Linked DNA regions of Mus musculus: all the other regions are linked to region 2. Evidence: chromatin loops called from intact Hi-C (ENCODE). Cell type or tissue: left cerebral cortex. All regions are shown on one strand. Region 1 holds the start of Rbpj (recombination signal binding protein for immunoglobulin kappa J region). Region 2 has its middle 24 kb from the start of Gm40304. Region 3 has its middle 120 kb from the start of Gm40303. Region 4 has its middle 100 kb from the start of Gm40303.

Region 1 (5,000 bases), 66 kb before region 2:
AAAAATCACAAACTACACACTCAAACTGCAAATTCAAACAACCATAAATGGTAAACTCATTTAAATTATGAAGAAGCAAGCCATTGATCAAATTCCCAAGCCAGATGTCTCCGAAAAGTCATTAAAACTGTAGATACAAATTCCAGGGGAAAAAAAAAAAGATAAACTTCATCAGCCCAACATTCACAAGTTTACAACATCAAAATTCACTCACCTCCTATTCACATCAAACGCACATCCACTGCGAATATCTGAAACTATTCTCCATCACCAACAGGGGGTGGGGTGGGGGGGTGGGAAGTACCTTTGAGCCTACTTCTAACAGTCTTAAAATATACCCTTCCATTAGCCCTCAGGTAACCCAGGTGCAAGGCTACTGCGGATGCCCTTGGCCTGGGGCCGTCAGAAGCCAATGATGGGGACGGCAATAACCATCAAGAAATCGAGATCCTTTTCCAGCGCTACTCTTACCAAGCAAAACAATCACGGGCCCAGAAAGATGGCAAAGAAAAGTGGGGTCGTTTTAATCCCAAGAGAGGGGCGCATAGGGGTGGGTAGGGGTGTGATCCCGAGAGAAATGGGTGCGAAGGAAGAAAGGAGGGGCGCGGAAGGAGCAAACTTAAGTATCTCAAGCATCTCCCAGACTCAAACAACAAAAGCAAACCCTAGAGTCTGTGCGCACTTAGAAGCACCAGATGGAGTCCCCGGGGTTGAGACAGTTCAACAGACAGACACAGTGGGCAGCGGATAAATCAGGCAGTGACGCGAGGGGAAGGGGATGCTAAGAGAATGAGACACTACATAGGGGAGACAAAGCCTTGGGGGGGGGGGGTGAGGACCAAAGAGAAAAAGGTGAGAGGGGATACACACGAGAAAGACAATGGAAGAAAGAGAACGGCAGTAATCTGGTGCCAGGGCTATGGCAGGTCACCCAGCTACTGAAGAGAGGGATACAACAAAGGGGCACGGGAGGAGGGACAGCGGGCGGAGTGGAGGTGCAGACGGGATGCGGGGCGCGCAGCGGCTCCCACAGAGAGCCTAAGGCGGCGAAACAAAGGGCTGGGGGCAGAATCGCGGGGGGCAGCGCACACAGACAAAGCGCTCCGGCGCCCAGGGCAGCGGCTGGGAGGACAGGCGACGCGGGCCACGCACGGGGAACAAAGCTGCGCCGGGATCCCCGCCAGGCCCGCCGAGGGGGGCGCGCGCCGGGCACGGTGCCTACGGCCCCGCGCGCCGGCCGCACTCCGCCCGCAGCCGCCGGCCTCGCCACCGCCCGCCCTCACGCGCCCGGAGCCCGCTCCACCGCGGCGCACGGGCGAGCCCCGCACCGGCCCGCGCCATCGCGTCGCCGCCCCGCGCCGCCTCCCGAGGCCCCGGCGCGCCGCGCGGCCCCGGCCCGCCGCCTGCCGCCGGCGGTCAGACGCCCGCAACTTTCCCGGTTCCCAGCACTCGCTGCCCCCTCAGACTTACCCTGTCACAACAGGCGCCATCTTCCACAAACTCTCGCCAAAACTCCAACCCTCGCGAGATTCCCCCCGCCGCCTTTCCCTGCTCCTCTCCCCCGCCCCTTCCCTCGGCCTCGCCGATCGCTGCCACCCGGCCCCCGCGCCGTCTTTCCCCGCTTCGCCGCCGCCGCCGCCGGGAGCCAGCCGCCTCGCGCCGCCCGCGGACTAAGGGATCTGCTCACTGCCTTTCCCTAGAAACCTACCCCGCCGATGGAGCATGCGCAGGCCGCTCCTCCGCGGACAAGCCCTCCGAGTAGTCCATGGGGAGCGCTCCGGTTATCCGGGTTTTGGGACGCGCCCTCGGGGACGTACGTGGAGACTGAGGAAAACCGGAGGGCATTACTACGGGGACCGGGACTGGAGGGGTCAGGAGGCGGGGCCCCGGGGCCGGGAGGAGGGGTCCTGGGAAAATGCGAGCGTCTCACAGGCCTAGAGGAGACGCCTCCTCGAGTGGGTGTTTTCCAAGTGGCTTCCCGCTCGCCGCGGGTTCCCAGCCTTTTTCATTCATTCCGACGTTCACTGGACACCTCCCTTATGCTAATCTCAGTATCAGGTGCCGGAGCGGCGGAGATCGGGACAGAGCCCCGGTCCCCGGTGACCTGCCAGCGACTGTCTCCATTCATTTGCTCCCGCACGACCCGCACACGCGGCGAGACAGGCGTGATCGCCGCGTGAGCTGACCCTTCCCAAGAGCTCTGCAGGGGAAAAGCATTAGGGGATAAGCTCTGTGCCTTTCGCCGCTTCTCCCCGATGCGAGCTGGGGTCATCCCGAGGTCAGCCTCGCGCAAAGGTGTCCCCCCTAACCCCCCGATGTTCACTTTGCACCCACACGTCAGAGCCCCGAATGGTTGTCCCCAGAGCCACCACTACAAGCCCGGGCACTTGGGAGCGAGCTACCCGCCCAGCTCCGACTGCCTGGGGAACTCATGGCAGCAGCCAGCTTGCAGGATGTAGGTGTGGGTGCAGACGTGTAGGTAACTGCCTAGAAACAGCTCCTCCGGCGGTGGCCCGATGCTGTCGCCCGATGCTTGTCTTGCCTGGGACACCTCTCGGCAGGTGGTGGCCCGAGACCTGTCCCTCCGGTCCCCTACCTGCTGATCCTCCCTGCTCCCCCCCCCCCCCCTTCCCGGCCCTTTGCTTTCCAAGAGATTTCCCAGCTCCTGCATTGCCTGCCTCCCGCAGGGAGCCACAAAAAACCCGGAGAACTGGATCAGCCCGCCCGAGACCCGCTCCGGAGCGCCGCAGGATTGGCGCGGCGCGCTCGCGCCACTGCGCATGTGCGCAATGCGGGCAGCCGGAGTCTCACGCTACACCTCCTCCCGAGCGCCTTCCACCGCTCGGCTCAGACACAACACGGGCCGTGGGAAATTTCCTAAGCCTCGCGAGAACGCGCTCTCCTACCCACCCCGCGGGCGGCTGGGCGTGCGCCCTACATCGCGCAGAGCCGGGGCCCCGACAGGTGTTCGTCCCGTGCGGCTCCCGGGACGCGGAAGGCAGGGTCCGACAGGCGCCCGCGAGGCGGGGCGGGGCGGGGCGGTGGGCGCGTGGCGGGGAGCGGCGGGCTGAGGCCGCCCCGGCACACTCACGCACGCGCCGGGGAGGCTTCCTGTCGCCCTCCCGAGCCTGGTACTTTCCTGAAATGTGACAGACGTGGTGCCCCCCGCCTCCGGGAGCTGTCAGCCAGCCCCGTGTCGGCTTTGAGTCATGCATCTGAGTCACCTAGTCTGGCCTCCACTTCACTTGCTCTACAACAAGTTTGGATTCCCTTAACTATTCTAGCAATGGTTGGTTTGGGGTTTTTTTGTTTGTTTGTTTGTTTTGTTTTTGTTTTGTTTTTTGTTTTGTTTTGTTTTCCTTTATAGTGTCTTCGATGGCTTTGTGAGCCGGCAAGGCTCCGGGAAAGCTGAGCTTAGCGATCTCAAACGTTTGCATTGTGGTACGAGAACACGATTTAAATAGCTTCCCCTTAGTCTGTTCCTAGCCTTTAAAGGAATCCTACATACATACCAGTTTCTGTCTCCCCTCCCCCCCAGATGACTTAAAACGCCAGTTTTGTTTCCTTCCTCTTTCTATTCTTTTGTAGCAAGCATCCCGTTCTAGGTACTGTTTCATCAGATACGTTAGTGGCTGCTGTTCTCCACGCACCCTTTTTGAATTCATTTACTTGCCCAAGAGCTGTCAGAACCCTTCTTCACTCTGCCACTTTTCAGATTGGCGTGGTGCTGTGTAGGACTAGTGTCTTGCTAGCATCATGCACCCACAAATGAAGACTGGGTTTTGACATTTAAAGGACAGTGAACCCTCTAATAGCTAATGTCTCCTGGTTGAAATAAAGCTTTGCTTACTGAAGGTTTGTTAAGGGTATGCGATATGTGTTTGCCTATCGCTTTATTTATTTACTTCCCATTTTTAAAAGGACGTATGCCCATTTAATACGCTATGTCAAAACATGTCTCATCCAGAACAAGAGAGTGTTGCGGAGGTAAAATGCCTTTAAACGTTTCCTCAAGGATTTTTAGGCCTAGTGTGACGGTTTGTGACACTAATGTTGGACGGAAGGCCATGAGACCTTGGAAAGCCTTGATAGTCATAAAACTAATCTCAACTCAAACGCTCCACCTAAGGTGTTTTCCTTTCTCAGTAATGCCAATTCCTTTGCCCTCACTTAAGAGGACCTTGGAATTACTTTTGCTTTTATATATATATATATATATATATATATATATATATATATATATATCACACATTCAGGATTGCACCGGCAAGAAAAATCATGCTAGTCAGATCTATTAGTCTATTTTCTAATCCATAATATGTAAGGAAAGGAAGCTAATATTGCTCCCAGCTTTGGAGGGTGCCGGAGCAAATGATACTAACATCTGTTTGGTTGTCGCAAGTCCTCCTTAACAGATGGTGTCACAATAATAGAAGTATGTGCACACGGATAGGTCACGTAGACTGGAAGATAGAAAACTAGAGGTAGAACGGGAGCCAGGTTTATTCTTTTTAGAGTAACTTTTTTTTCTTTTAAAGATCAAGTTATCTTTTCTTTCTTTTTTTTTTAAATATGTGTGGGTCTGCACAGGCCATGGCACACGTGGAGGTCAGAGAACAACTTGCAGTTTATTCTCACCTACTAGGTGGGTTCCAGGGATCAATCTCTGGTTGCCAGATTTGATGCCACTAGGCATCAAATATCGGCCACTAGGCCCAACTTCTTGAAAATTCCACTACTTCTCACGTTATTACTTTGGGCTCCAAGATTGTGCAAGAACCTGGGATCACAAGTGAACTAGTCTCAAACCACGTACAATACCTTCAAAGTAGACCTAGATCCTAATCATTTCTACCTCCTCAGCAACTAGCTTCATCTAACCCGTCTGTTTCCCCACCTAGCCTACAGGTTGTCTGCTAAGTGAGCTTCCTTCCTTCCTTCCACCTCTACCCAGCCTGAGGCTCTTCTCATGGGACCATGCCTCCTCATCCTCAGAGATT
Region 2 (5,000 bases):
AATTGTTGGCTGATTGATTGAAAAAGGCAAATGTGGCCGCCCATCCCTGCCAAGTGTTTGCTTCTGGCTGGGCTCTCTCTGGGTATCTGGAGTGTGGACGCTCTGTGGCTTCACCTGCTGCTTTGTGGGGACAAAGCTGGCGTCTTGCAGACGCTGCCACTCGTTGTCCCCGGCTGTCCTGAGTGTATAAACCCTGCCGCCCCCATCTGCCCAGCCACCTGCCTCCTTGTCTTTAAATATCTCCCTGCAACCCCACCCACGGGCCTCCAACTGCTGACACAATGGGCTCTCCCAAGCTGCAACAAAAATGCCTGCATCTCATTTTTCTGTACAAGCGGAAAGCATGCATTTGACCAGAGTCAGCTTGTCATTTACTGACATTGTCACTTAGCAGCTCGGTAACCTCTGGCCCCAGCAGTCTGAACAATGCTCAGAGTTCTTGCGGTGTGCAAAGCCTGTATCCCACACCGGACATGGCTAATTTTGTTTTAACCCCATGTGAAAGCTATGAGATACACAGTCACCCTCCTTGTTCCACAAACAAGAAAGCAGAGGCTGGGAAGCTAAGGAACGTGAAAAAGATCAAATATATTTGCTCCTCAATGATAAAGCCAATAAGATCAGGCCCAAAGGGTCAAGCTGGGTCCAGAATCTTTTTTTTTTTTTTTTTTTTTTTTGGACAGGGTTTTTCTGTGACGCCTCAGCTATCCTGGAACTTGTTCTGTTAAACCAGGTTGGCCTCAAACTCAGAGATTTGCCTGCCTCTGTTGGCTGGGATTAAAGGCTCACACCTCCCTCCCACTCCCTGCTCCTCTCAGCCTGGCTATGTGATCTACACAGAAGCTTAGAGAGCTCCCTTACTTAACTCTCTCAATGGCCCAACACAATGCACATTGTGATACAAGGCAGAGGCAGCGGATCACAGAGGTAAACTCTTCCTGTGGGTGAAACGTTCAGACCTTGGTGGGAGGTTGCACTCAGCCCCGTGAAGCACTGTTCCCTTCCATGGAGGAAGGTTGACTGACACTTGTCCTGAGGTGGAGGAACGGGTGTGTGAGGCTCTAAGAAGCAGCAAAACGCCGACCCCAATCCCACTAAATATGAATATTTGCTTCTAATTGTAGGACTTCTTAGAGCCTTTAACTCGGGACTCCGTGGGCACTGGCAGTCTTCAGAAAAGGGCTTACTAGGCAGTCTCTTGAAATTTTATTTGGCCATAAAGTTTTAAACAAAACAAAACAAAACAATGCAACATATATATATATATATATATATATATATATATATATATTTATTACTGTTTTTTTTTTTTTGCAGTAGCGTTTTGCAAAGTATAAACTCAGAACCATTTGCAGAATATAAACTGAACACCTTTGGTAACGTGCTGGTGACACTTGCCTCTAAGAATATGGAGAAAGGGACATTTGTTGTTACTGTGGCTGTGTAGGAGTTCCCAGGAGTTTCTGAGGCTGGTAAATTGAGTAATCTACTCAGCGCCAAGCAACCCAGTAGCCAGAAGCGATTAGCTGGAAGAGCCGCCTGCACTGGTGTTTGCTACTCTGTCTCAACTTTGTGGATTTGGGGTTTCTTATTGCTGGTTTCTAATGGGAGCTTGAGTATTTCACAAGGTAGGATCTTGTTAAAACCCAATAAAAGAGAACTAGGAGAGAGCACCAGCCTGAGACCGCGCAGGCAGATAACACAGGTTGGTAACTATCATTTAGCGGTGTTCACTACTTCACTTAACACAGGTGTTTCACTTGTTCCGTCTTACAACTGTAAGCACTCATATAGATATCTCTAAAGAAGTCCTGATGTGGTCCCTCCCAGCAAAGAATTGGCGGCTGCACTTAGGTGTGAAGCCCCTGCAGCTGCTATCTTGGTCTCTTGGAGTGGCTGGCTGGGTGAAGCTGGTACCATTTTCTTAATATGCACACCGGCCATTGGAGAGAGGCTAGGTTGTGTGTAGGTGGACAATCTTAAACGGGATTCTGCTGCTCTAAATAGACTTTCAGAGGAGGGCAAACACCAGCTGACATATGATTGAGACCTCATGAAGGACCCCAGTGACAGTTTCCCAACCAAAGCTGTTCCCAACTTCCTGGTCTGGAGGGATGACCACTGTTCTAAGCAACTGAGTATCAGAGTGATTTTCTAGCAGGAAATTAGGAGTACCGATGCTATTATACTCTCTCCTTTTGCAAATGAGGAAATGGAAATTGTAAGGAGGAGCGGACCCCCTTAAGCTCACAGGGCATAGAGAGGTCTTTTCTTTTTGTGCTACAAATTTCTGCTCTGGAAATCCTGCATCAGTCTCCAGAATTCTATCTCTGGCCTTATCTAGTCGTGGAACGACACGATACTACAGAAAGGGTTTTGAGCCTGTCTGTACTTATCTCTCATAAACTTCAGCTCTTTAGGGAGTGATATCGTCTACCTGCTTGGAGATGACCTTGTTTAATACATTAAACGTTCAGGCAGATTCTAGGCACTGGCTATTTGGAAGTTCTCTTCTCTCCCAAGTTTCCCTAACTGGGGCCTCACACTGGTGGTAAAGAAAACAGAAGGCCAGCCTAGCCAACAATCTGTCATTCCCACCCTGAAGGGAATTAGCTCATCAGGATCCTAGCTGGCAGGAGGCTGAGGAGGCGGACTCTTTGCTTGAAGAGCAAAGGACAGAAAGACATAATTTCTGAGTGTGTGTTACACTGGGAGCAGGCAGGCTTGGCTGGGTGCCCCAGTGAGCTTTTCTTAATAGTATTTGAGAGTCCAGAGAGAAAGAGAGCGAGAGTGAGCAGGAGAGAGAGAGACAGAGACACACAGAGAGACAGAGACAAAGACAGAGAGAGGGTTCCCTAGCAATGACAAGAAGGTTACCCTACCACATCCTATCAACATAGATGACTTTGTGCCTTTGTGCTAAGCATCCTCCCCACAGTCAGCTGCTTCAGGTTCGGCTAGGAGGGACCAAGAGAAGAGTGCAGAAAATGCTGTGGGTTGAACTGAAACAGCTTCTTGTGGGCTTACGTTTTGAATGCCTGTTCCTTAGCTCTGGCACTATTGTGGGAGACTCTGGAACCTTGCTGGTGGAGATAAGTCATAAGGGGTGGGCCTTGGTCATTGTATGCCCTCCTTGCTCTGTGGTTTCTGGTCTTTTGAGGTATGGACAGCTTCCAGCACTCACTCCTGCTACCACGAAGTGGGCTATCCTTTCTGACTTGCTGTGGCGATGGACTGAGGTCTCTGAGACCCTGAGTCAGAAGAGAACACACTTCCCTTGTTTCTATCAGGTGCTGTCATGAGAACACGAAGTAACCAATGCATTCCAGTAGGTATGTTTTAATTATTTAAACTCATTTAGAGATGCATCTTTGGCCCCTGGAATCAGTACTTTAAGACATCCATGTAAACCAAAGTTAATGCCTTGATCTAGTCACTAAGTTAAATGGAAGTAAGTCAGCCTAAAATTCAAAACCAGTGTTGTTATTGCTATATTTGATTAGATCAATTTGTTTTGGTTTGAAAACCAATCACTTCACGTATTCCAAGAAGATTTTTCTTTTCTTTTCCTTTCCTTTCTTTTCTTTTCTTTCCTTTTTTTCTTTTCTCTTTTAAAGATTTATTTATTGAGGATGGCCTAGTCAGTCATCAATGGGAGGAGAGGCCCTTGGTCCTGTGAAGGTACTATGCCTCAGTATAGGGGAATGCCAGGGCCAGGAAGTGGGAGTGGATGGGTTGGTGATCAGTGGGAGAGGGAGGGGATAGGGGATTTTCAGAGGGGAAACTAGGAAAGGGGATAACATTTGAAATGTAAATAAAGAAAATATATTTTAAAATGTATTTATTACTATGTATGCACTGTATTACTATATATGCCAGTACACTGTAGCTGTTCTCAGACACACCAGAAGAAGGCATCAGATCTCATTACAGATGGTTGTGAGCCACCATGTGGTTGCTGGTATTTAAACTAAGGACCTTCAGAAGAGCAGTCAGTGCTCTTAACCGCTGAGCCATCTCTCCAGCCCCAAGAAGAATTTTCTTAGTACCTAGTTTGAATTGTTCATGTTAATAAATATTCTGACTATTGATAGCATATAATACTATTCACTTCAGCACTTCACCAACCAAGTTTTCTTGAATACCTAGTATGTGCTAAAAACACTGTCCTAGTGGTTAAGGAGTTGGTAATAGATGAAATGCAAGACTCTCTGACTTTAAGAAAGTTTGACTCGTGGTAGATGGAAGGTGGCATTCAGTTCATGATAGATGATAAATTAAATTACATGTTAAGCTAAGACGCAATGTAGGGGGAAAAACACTGATCGGGTTTGTGTAGGAACAATCCCCCTGGGGAGATGCCACTTTCCCAGATCCCAGGAGGCGTGAGGACATGAGCACAAAGCTGCTGTATTGCTGGAGTTAGTCCTGCCTTCCGTTTGATGGATTCTTCTTCTGTGATGTGCTAAATTGTCACATGTGGCTGTTTCATCTTCTGCTTCCTTTGGGTGCACTATAAATGCCTTTGGCACCACGGTCTTGTTCCACAGGTTTTTACTAAGTGCTTGTAGAACATTCTGGTTAAAGTGATTTTTCTCACTATTGCCCTTTTAAGGCAAGAAATGAAGGAAGAAACTGCAGTAGATCAGGGTTCTATCCAATAGCCTAAATTACTTACAATGTACAAACCAACAGTTAGTCGCAGAACCCAACATTCTGGGCTAATATTCTTAGCCCTCCATAAACATCACAGCTAAAAATATTTGCAAATGTCCTGGCTTTTTTTAAATTCAAAGCAGGAAGCCTCTACAGCCTCTAAACTGTATTTATTCACCTCCAAATCCCAGATTGGAGCCCACCATTAGTTTTAGCAATTATGTTCTTTTGAGACCAGGAGAGCTGACATCCTTTGACACAATCTCTTGCCTATCCTAAAGATATTTTTATTTTTATTTTCTTTTTATATTCTTTTTATTTTTAATAATATTCTATGTGACCTA
Region 3 (5,000 bases), 140 kb after region 2:
AAGGCTGCCTCCAGCCCCTTGACTTAATGACTTCCAATTATCCTCACCACCTGAAAGGTTCCATTTTAACTTCACACAGTGGTGACCAAGCTTCCAACATCAGAACTTTTAGAGGACACACATCTACAGTATTCAGCCCATAGCCTACATGGAGCCATCAAAATAAGGGAGCTGGGGCACCCCTGAGACAGGTAATTCACAGGTAACGGAGTTAACTGTGGAGCGGCTGATTATCAGAACTTGGAACCTTGGACGAGGGTCTCATGGATTGCTAGTGCTGGTCTGAAAGAAACCACAGAGCTTGCATTCGGAGGGTCCTGCAAGCAGGTGGCAAGAATCTAGTATCCATATTCCCAAGATGGTGGTCTAGGGGTTGTTCTGATGTCACCAAGAGCTCAGTAGATGAAGGAACCCGAGCAGCTAGCCCACTGTTCCTGAGGGTGCGTGGCTGGTGTTCTCCTGTGACTCGGTAAAGAGACTAGAGGAGACTGACAGGAGTTGGGAAGAGATACCTATGAGGCTGTGGGCTCCTGGTGGAGACGATCTGCTACACACTGGAAGACAAAAGGAGGTCTTCCCAGTTTTTATCGGTGTTTCTTCTTGGCAAAACCAAACAGGAGCCCGCTGGCATGAGACAGAAAAAGAAGGGCCAGTGAGAAGGCTCAGCAGGCAAAGAGGCTTGCTGCCAAGTCTGATGACTTGAGTTTAACCCTCAGGACCCACACAGTAGAAGGAGAGACTCGATGCCTGCAAGTTGTCCTCTGACTGCCACATACACACTGTAGCACGTATGTGCATGCACAAACACACACACACACACTAAATTATAAGCGTTTCCTTAAATATTTTAAATATATTTCCGCACAGAGCAGAAGCCAAGCTAGAGACGAGAGACAGGTAAAGCCAGTGGAGAGGGGCCCTTCTAGCCTATGTGTATGTATATGGTGTGTGTGTGTGCGCGCGTGTGCGTGCGTGTGTGTGTGTTGTGTGTATGACAGGCTTTCATTATGTAATCCTGGCTGTCCTGAACCAGGCTAGCCTCAAACTCACAGAGATTTATTTGCCTCTACCTCCTGAGTGCTGGGATTAAAAAAATTTGATGGAGATGCTTCTGGCTTCAAGTAGGAAGCCGGGGTGGGAGAGATGGCTCTATGGATAAAGGTGAGTCCAGCAAAAGCCTGATAAACTGATTTCTATCCCACAACCCAGGCAAAGGTGGAAGAGGAGATTCACCTCCACAAAGTTGTCCTCCGGTGGCCATGGGAATGTCCCTCAACATATCACATACATACAGAAAGAAGGGGGGGGGGGAAGGGAGAGAGGGAGAAAGAGAAAGTAGATTTAAAAGAAGAAGGGGCTAGGGAGCTGGCTCAGTAGTTAAAGTGCTTGCCACTCTTCACAGGCCTCAAGTCAGACCCCAGCACCTCCACTGGGCAGCTCACAATAGCCTCTAACTCCAGCTTCAGGGAATCTAATGCTCTCCTCTGGCCTCTAAAGGCCTACACAGTTGTGACAGATACACACATGTGCACAAACTTTAAAAGTTAACTTTTTAAATGAGAAGATGGGGAGAAAGAAGCCATCTTAAACAGTGGGAAAATATATCTTCTCCCGTAAGTGGAACTACAAGGTAGCAATTTCTAGAAAGTTTGACCGTATGATGGGGGCTCATGCTCTTCTCATCTCCTCCCTCTATCCTGGTCCTTGTCTTGTCTCTTAGTTAGGGTTACTGCTGCTGTGAACAGACACCATGACCTAGGCAACTCTATAAAGGACAATTAACTGGGGCTGCCTTACAGGTTCAGAGGTTCAGTCCATTATCATCACGGTGGGAAGCATGGAAGCTTACAGGCAGACATGGTGCTGAAGAAGCTGAGAGTTCTACATCTTGATCCAAAGGCAGCCTGGAGAAGACTGGCTTCCAGGCAGCTAGGAGGAGGGCCTCAAAGCCCACCCCCAAGGTGTCATGCTTCCTCCAACAAGGCCATACCTCCTAATAGTGCAACTCTCTGGGCCTAGCATGTTTAAACCTGTCCAGATATGATGCCAATATCCAGATTTAGTAACATACAGCCTTCCTGCCCCTTATACCTCTCATATTCTTTTTTCTTTTTTAAAAGATACCCTAATGTAATACAAGACGGACTTACATTCCTGCTTCTCCTGCTCCATCTTCTGATTCGGACTAAGATTCTAGGTTTGGGCCATCACACTCAGCTGATGGCCACCTGTCTCTGCATCCAGGTGTCCGATCAAAGAAAGATTTCCCTGGAGCTGCCACTGGTGTTCCAGGTCACAAACTTGTCCCCAAATCAATCACCATTGAGTGGATTGGGAGCACTCTCTTTGGCACATAGCACTAGGATCCATTCTCAGACTGGAGACACTGCACTGGTACCAGGCAGGAGTCTTTCAGAGGCTGAATAATCACCATCCAAGGGTCCTGAAGATGAGTGTGATTCAGTGGTTTTCAATAGAAACTGACTCTCTGCATCCAGTGACTCGCTAAGCACCTCTAAAGGGCTGCCAGAGCATCATGAAGGTCAGGGGCTGGGAAGCTGGAAAGCAAAGGCAGATGTAAAAGAGAACTTGGAGCCTGTGAGGATGTGAGGATGGACAGGAGTCGAGTCAGTGCCTCCACTCCTCCAAAGCTGTCATGAGATCTGTATGCAAGACCTTGTGGACAGTGAAAGTGAACCCAGGCACAGTGAACGCACAAGGCTGGCCACTGCTCTCTAGCAGCCGTGGAAGCCTGCTGGCCAGGCTTGTCCTCCAAACCTCAGGCAGACTTCTCTCCTAGCTCTACTCTCCTGTCTGGCCGAACACCCAGGAAAGGAGACTCTGCAGAGCCACCTTCAGCTCAACCAAGAAGATGCATCACGATGCCACATAACTGTCCCTAAGCAGGCACAACAAGACTGTCTCTGTCCACTGGGCGGGAGGGGGGATTTTTTTTCCTTCATATTGAGATCCTGGTATTAGGAAGGATTTGTGTACTTAAGAAATATACAAAAGTGAGATGTAACCAGACTACATAAATAGAATTCGCCTTCCCGACTCCTTCTCTCCAAAGGAAAACTGGCCCTCTGGGTCTATCATGGGCCAGCCTCTGGCAGAGAACACGAAAGAAAAATAAACTCCACGGAGCGCTCAGCTCCCCTCTGAGTCACCAGCCCACTGTTTGTCCACACCCTCCCTGGAGTTCCCTCGTGCCATTTCCTGTTCTCATTCAGGGAGCCAACATAAGGCACCTACTATGTTCTAGGGAAAAGGACAGGTAAGACTGGCAGAGAATGAAATGTAGCTCCCCTCTAGAGGGACTGACCTCCATCCTTCCGAAATTCCCCTTCTTTCCAGAAACTTCTCAGATGTCGTCCCAGGCACTCTGGCATAGTCCCACAGCCTTGCTCATGTCTCCACGCGGCTGTTAGTGATTATCTACAGTATGTGTGTATATGACATGTCATTTTTGTTTTTTAATGAATGCTTTATTTGTGTTGGTCCCATCTTCCCCCTAGAGCACCAAAGACCTTTGAAGGTTGGGTTTCTGCTGTTTCTTTCTCTGTGCCTAATGACAACGTGCAGTGTGTAAGCCTGTGCTCCAAAGGGAGAGGACCATATGGGGGTTTCCAAAGACAACCAAGAGTCTTTCCACAGTCTTTCTTTCAGCGATGCAGAATGTGCTTTGCATACATTGCTTCCTTGCTCCTCGCCCTGCTGTGAGTGGTCCCTGATACGGCCATCACTATTGTCCCCTTTGTCCCATTCAATGGATGAATGAGTGTTTGAGAAGGTGGTGGCCACAGAACTCCAGCATGAGCCGGGGTGTCCACACCAAGCTCCATGTTTCCCCTGACCTGGGTGTGGTCAAATTGTGGAATAATTACTAGGGATTTAGTCTGTGCTGGGCTCTGAACCACTTCTGGCTTCACGATTCTGGCTTTGGAGGTTGCTACTCTCCTTACTTTTAGTAAGGAAATCAAGGTAACTGGTGGACAGGAGGCATGGGTGGTATGGTATGGTGTATATGCATGCGTATGTGAGGGTATGCGTGTCTGTGTAACATACAGACGTGTAACGCAGAGGTCAGAAGAGAGTGCAGGAACCACCCTCTATGGCTCTCCATCTTATTTGTTGAGACAGGGTGTCTGGCTGGCTGCAGAGCTCACAGCATCCCCCTGTCTCCACCCACTGCAGTTACAGGCAGGCACAGTCAAGCTCAGCCTTTGAGTGGGTGCTGGCGATTTGAACTCAGATTTTCCAGCTTTGACAGCAAGCACTCTGAGCCACTGAGCCATCTCCCAGACCCAAGAAAGCAAAACTGGAACTTAATCTAGCTTGCTCTAAGTCCTCAAATGTATCTTTTTTTTTTAGCTGTCATGTCAATTGTGGTATAAAAGGATGTGAATGAATGAACTTCCAGAATTCACTTTTCCACACCTCCCAGGCTGGCTCTACCGTTACACTGGGATTTAATTTCAGCTCCGTGGAAGGCGGCCAGCAGCAGGAGGAGGAGATAAGGGGGTGGGAGTGAGGGGGTGGGGGGAAATATGAGCAGAATACATGATATGCATGCATGAAGATGTCATAGTGAAAACCTTTATTTTAAACAATGCATACATATGTACATATATAAATATTAATATATAGGAGAATATTTCCATTGTATAAGTCTATGGCCCTGGAAAGGACACTAGGTCATTCTGAGTGTTTCTTCTTTCGGGCCATGGAGCTTAACTGAGCAGACAAAATTCCTATCTGGACTGTACCAGGCATGTTGTAAGGATTAAATAAAAGGGAAAACATGCACAAGCTTTCAACAAGCCCCACATGGAGTGAACACCCTGGAAATATTAACTTTCCCCCTCATAACAGCAGCCGTTTTTATTACTGCCCTGCTTCAGTCAGTCTGGCCCCAGCCTCTCTCGCAGGACCTTCTTCGCTAACATGTTGATGGAGCCGAAAAGGCCAGATTTCTGGGGAGCCTCGGATCCCCTCGG
Region 4 (5,000 bases), 160 kb after region 2:
GAGGGATGCTGTTTTAGTTTAAGGTTTCTATTGCTGTGATGAAACACCATGACCAAAGCAACCTGGGAAGCAGAGAGTTTATTTTAGCTTACTCTTCCATATTACTGTTCATCATCAATGGAAGTCAGGACAGGGTGGGAAACTGGAAGCAAAAGCTAATATAGAGGCTGTTGGCATCAGGGCCCCTGAAACCTGTGACATCACATAGGCAGGACCTACAGACCTGTTGCCAAGACAACAGCCACCATATTCTCAGAATCCACTTAGCTCACCTCCCACCTTTACCTGCGTTATGTCATTATCCATATATATGGAACACCCCTCCCTCCCTCTCTCTCTTCCCCCCTTCTCTTTCTGCCACCACCTTCCTTGCCCCTCTCTCTCCCAATAAACCTTTTACACATGGAACTGTTTTGGCCTAGTGTGCTGTGTTCAAACTGGAGCCGCTACTCTAACACATCAGAGGCCATGGAGGTATGCTGCTTACTGGCTTGTTCCACATGGTTTGCTCAGCCTGCTTTCTTATAGACTCTAGGACTACCAGCCCAGGGATGGCATCACCCATAATGGACTGGACCCTTCCCCATCAATCACTAATTAAGAAAATGTCCCACAGGCTTGGGTTCAGCCAGAGTTTATGGAGCCGTTTTCTTAATTGAGTTTCCCTACTCAGGTGACTTTAGCTTGTGTCAAGTTGACATAAAACTAGCCAGCATAGATGTCAACATGGCTCAGCATGAAAAGTGCTTGCTACCAAGCCTAATGGTCTAAGTTCAATTCCAGTTATCTACATGGTAGAAGGAAAGGACCAACACCTACAAAGTTTTACACTCATGTGCCAGGGCACACATATCTCCTCCCCCCCACACACACACATAAATAAATAATTTCTAATACAGAAAAACCATGATGAAGGTCTTAGCAGTACTTCCATGGCTGAGTTCATCCCTTTCACTCAGTGTAATTACTATAACCAGACGTTGTCTCTGTAGAGTATGACAATTCAGAGCAAACTCTAAATACTAATGGGTGCTTGAGCCAGCAGGTGTGTTTTCCTCTGAGATAAACCCTTCAAGAGAGACACTTGAACCATGGAGTCAGCCACTGTCAGTCTGTATAGGAAGTGTGGACCACAGGGTGTCCTGTCAGTAGACATTCAGATGTCACTGGGAACATCACCATCTGTGATGGCTATTCCTGGTTGTCAACTTGGCTACATCTGGAATGAACTATAATCCCGAAATGGAAGGTACAACTGTGATCCAGATCTTGAGGCTTGAAGACACAGGCTCCTGACCTGGATCTTGACATGAGATGACACACATCTTTAATTCCAGAAGAAAGAGGCAAGCAGATCTCTGAGTTCAAGGCCAGCCTAGGACAGAGAAAGTTCTAAATCCAGGCTTGGTAGAACATACCTTTAATCTGGGCCGTAGCTTCTGTTGGAGGCCTACCTAAGGACAATGGAAGAAGGAAGGCTTTCTTCTTCTTTGCCTGCTTGCACTTTCTTGCCAGCATATCCTACTTCTTCAGGATTCCAGCTTATACAGAAAACCAGATAAAACACCTAGCCTCATGGTATGGAGCAACTACTAAATTCTTGGACTTTACATTGACAACTGCCCATTGTCGGATTAGTTGGACTGCAGACTGTAAGCCATCCCAATAATTTCCCTTAATATATAGAGACATTCCATAAGTTCTGTGATTCTCATGAACCCTGACTAATGAACCATCAGAAAGGCCAAAGCTACTCAGTCCCAGACAGGCAGAGCTTCTCAGCTACCTCTGTCTGGTTGGGGGAAACAAGGACCATGACGTCAGTGGATGATCAGCACAGCTGGGAAGCCCTAGGAAGGGGGTGGGGGGAAGAGTGAGTTCAGCTTCTACAAGCAGCTGGGGGGGGGCGGGGGCGGCATTTGCTTGTTACCATCTGTCCACTGCATGGCCTGTACCCTCTGAAGTGTATGGCACACATCTGTGGCTAGTGAGCACCTATCTATGCCTTTAAGGGATGAGGGAGGGATAGCCTTCTTCAGGGAAATGTTCTCCAAAGTTCTGCGGAGGAGATGGTAAGCTAAAAATGTCCCGGGTCTGGCCAGACAGTACATTTGGTATTTGTACAGAAGGGATGGGGGCAGTGGTGTTTCTATTTAGAACAAATATGCATTTAGGGAAAGCAGTAGGGGGAACAAGAACTTTTTATTTTCTTTTTGAGAAAACTGTTTATAATAACAACAATTGCAGGATTTCAAAGCTGCATTTAATTGGCTGGCTGAATAAGTAAGTGAATAAATTTAGTTTGCAGCTGGCCCCAAGCAAAGGGGGAGGGAGGTTAAATTGGTTGTTTTGAGTGCTTCCAGACCAGACCAGAAAAGACCATCTTCAGGAGCCTCCCACCCCCATTTTATAGTGTGTGTGCACATTAGTTTATGTGCACCACCTGTATGTAGGTGGCCACATAGGATCTCCTAGAACTATAAGTACAAGCTGTTGTTGCCTGCCTTATGTGGGTGGTTGGTACCAAACCCAGGTCACCTGTAATCACAGTGGGCACTCTAATTATTTTTTAACTGCTATCAATACAGCCCCAAAGGCTCTTTTCTTGCTTTTTAATGAAGACATTATTAGGTAGCCCTGATGCTGGGTGGAGAGAGTTAGAGGTTGCTAGACATAGTCCTCACCCCTAAGGAGCTTACAGATGTGTCCTGAGGCCAGAAGACAACAGTTGATGCCTGTGGACAGTCACATAGACAGCCCAGGTCCTCTGTCATCATACTCTGCTCGCTAATGTCAAAGAGGCAAGACCTTTCGACTGTCAATGCCAGCTCCAGATCACACCACTCAAGAAGCATTATACACCAGGCAGTGAGAATCCTAGGCACTGGTTACAAAGCACTGGAAAGAAATTATAAAACTCTGCTCTTGGGAGTTTTATAGTCCAGAGAGGAGAGGCTCACAATACAGGAAGAGGTAAGGAAATTATAAGCAGATCATGTGGGGAAGCCTAAGGCAGCCAGGGGAAGGAGAATCACAGTGGAACTAGCTGTGGTTTTCATTAGAGTAGTCAAGAAAGAATTCCAATTTGCAAATAAAAAATGTATAAATAACTGAAAGGTGCAAAAGAAGAGAATATCGCTGGAAAGAACATTCCAGACAAAAGAGTCAACAAGTTCCAAGGTCCTATGTTGAAATGATGATATTTGAGGAGCCAATTTCAGCGTGGTTGGATCAGCTGTGAGGAAGCTAGCAGACAGGTGTTATGTAGGGTTTGGAAAGTGAAAGGCTTTGCAGGGTGTGGTGGGGACAACAGAATCTCTGTATGTGGGACTGTATGCTGCTGGAACACTTTGGTCAGAGAAATGGCGTGGGTGACTAGGGGGAACGCTCTGCTGATAGATACACTGTGAGTTCCAGGGGATGAAGCTGGGTGAGGTTGGGATACTTAGAGTAAGATGGACCAGTGGGAAGGATGAGGAATGGTTAGGTCTTACAGGGTGTTTGGGTAGAGCCTCTGTGTGTGTCTATGTGTCTGTGTGTCTATGTGCATTTTTGTATATGTGAATGCAGGACACACAAGCATGTGTGCAAATGTGCACATAAGTGGTGGCCAGAGTTCAATTTCCACTGTCCTTCCTCCAGTACTATCTATCCACTTTAGGTTTTGAGACAGGCTCTCTCTCAACGGGACAGGGATTTACTGATTAGGCTAAGATGGCTGGCCAGCAAGCCCCAGGGATCCACCTATCCCTGGGATTACAAGTTTGTGCCACCACACCCAGCATTTTATGTGAGTGGTGAGGATCAAAGTCAGGCATCTGGGGAGATGGCGCTGGGTTCCCAGGTGTAGGAAGCTATGAATAAGGATAAGAGGGGAAGGTTGGGAGTCTCAGAGATGCATTAAGGTCATGACACCTGTTAGTACTTCCAGGGGTCATGCCGAGCAAGCGGATGGCAGAAAGTCTGAAGTTCAGAAGAAAGGCCTGAGCTACGGAGCAGGAGTGGGGAGTATGAAGACACACAGCAGAAACATGGAAGAACTCTCAAGGGAGCAAGTGTGGACAGAGGAGAGATGAGTTCTTGAGTAGACGGCTAGAGTATGTCAGAGTCTGAGGACAGAGAAGGGACAGCCAGGGAATGACAGGAAGCCAGGCGGGTTGTCTTAGAAGTCAAAAGCAGAAAGGACTTTGAAAAGGAGGGCTGAATGCAATGTTAAATCCTGCTGATAACGGGGCTAGAGACTTGAGATCCTCTCTCAGCACCCACATAAAAGCAAGGCAGGGCAGCGTACACATCTAACTGCACCTTTGCATAGGGGGAGTGAATTGGATCCCAATTCAATGGCTAACCACAGTCTAGCTTACATGGTGAGCTCTCAGTTCAATGAGAGACCTTGGCTTCAAAAACTAAGGTCGAGGTCAATAGAGAAAAAAAACCTATTAGCAACCTCCAACCTCATTCCCACACATGGTCAGGCAAGCCCCTAAATGTATACAACACACACACACACACACACACACACACACACACACACACACCTCTTTAACAAAGAAAAATCCTACCAATAAATCAAGAAGGTGAGGTCTGAAAACTGACCACTGCATTTACCATCACAAAGGCCACTTTGAAAGGGCAACCTGTGGCCTGTTAGGGACCAAAGCCTGAATGGAAAACATTTGAGGGATGGCTATGAACTGGAAGGTGAAATAAACCCTTCCCTTTCCAAGTTGCTTTTGGCTGTGATGTTTATCAGAAACCCTAGGGCAAGTAGCAAATAAAGGAGGCAAGGTTTCAGCCCTGAGCATTGGATCAGACCTGGCTGTCTGAAAGCCCCTCAGCGGACCTGAAGAGTCACTCTCTGGGAAATCATTGGTTCTCAGGGAACACTGTTCCTCCTGTGTAGTAGCCACGCTCTCTCGCACCTGTGCTGCCCAGCTAGGAAGCCTTGTTCTGAACTCGCGTCATCACCCATTGCTTCTACCAGTGTGTGCACTGTAGTG

The links. Hi-C counts contacts between places; a loop is a spot of excess contacts. Peaks named below come from ENCODE experiments on the same cell type or tissue, not always from the same donor. Only the 100,000 strongest peaks of a DNase experiment are listed, where the experiment ranks them.
Region 1: it touches region 2 in a loop (4-fold over the local background); 6 of 42 quality-filtered maps call a loop at or near these places.
Region 3: a loop joins it to region 2, with 2.3 times the contacts of the local background. A loop is called at or near these places in 2 of 42 quality-filtered maps.
Region 4: a loop joins it to region 2, with 4 times the contacts of the local background. A loop is called at or near these places in 5 of 42 quality-filtered maps.

Annotation. Positions count from the first base shown.
Region 1 is chr5:53,587,195-53,592,194 of GRCm38, reverse strand. It overlaps Rbpj (recombination signal binding protein for immunoglobulin kappa J region), which reads right to left and starts at 1,709. Exons shown (of 11, transcript NM_001080927.2): 1 at 1,471-1,709. The coding sequence starts at 1,490. In left cerebral cortex, CTCF peaks have their summits at 260 and 2,797; DNase peaks (open chromatin) are centred at 2,772, 3,142, 3,497, 3,611 and 4 more places; H3K4me3 peaks cover 3,555 bases; H3K27ac peaks cover 3,071 bases.
Region 2 is chr5:53,520,909-53,525,908 of GRCm38, reverse strand. No RefSeq gene overlaps it. Among named protein-coding and RNA genes, the nearest start is that of Gm40304, 24 kb to the left of the region's middle. In left cerebral cortex, no CTCF peak of the experiment used is centred here; DNase peaks (open chromatin) are centred at 222, 792 and 2,671; H3K4me3 peaks cover 196 bases; H3K27ac peaks cover 141 bases.
Region 3 is chr5:53,379,874-53,384,873 of GRCm38, reverse strand. No RefSeq gene overlaps it. Among named protein-coding and RNA genes, the nearest start is that of Gm40303, 120 kb to the right of the region's middle. In left cerebral cortex, a CTCF peak has its summit at 2,862; DNase peaks (open chromatin) are centred at 4,219, 4,434, 4,834, 4,977 and 2 more places.
Region 4 is chr5:53,364,177-53,369,176 of GRCm38, reverse strand. No RefSeq gene overlaps it. Among named protein-coding and RNA genes, the nearest start is that of Gm40303, 100 kb to the right of the region's middle. In left cerebral cortex, no CTCF peak of the experiment used is centred here; a DNase peak (open chromatin) is centred at 2,110; H3K27ac peaks cover 461 bases.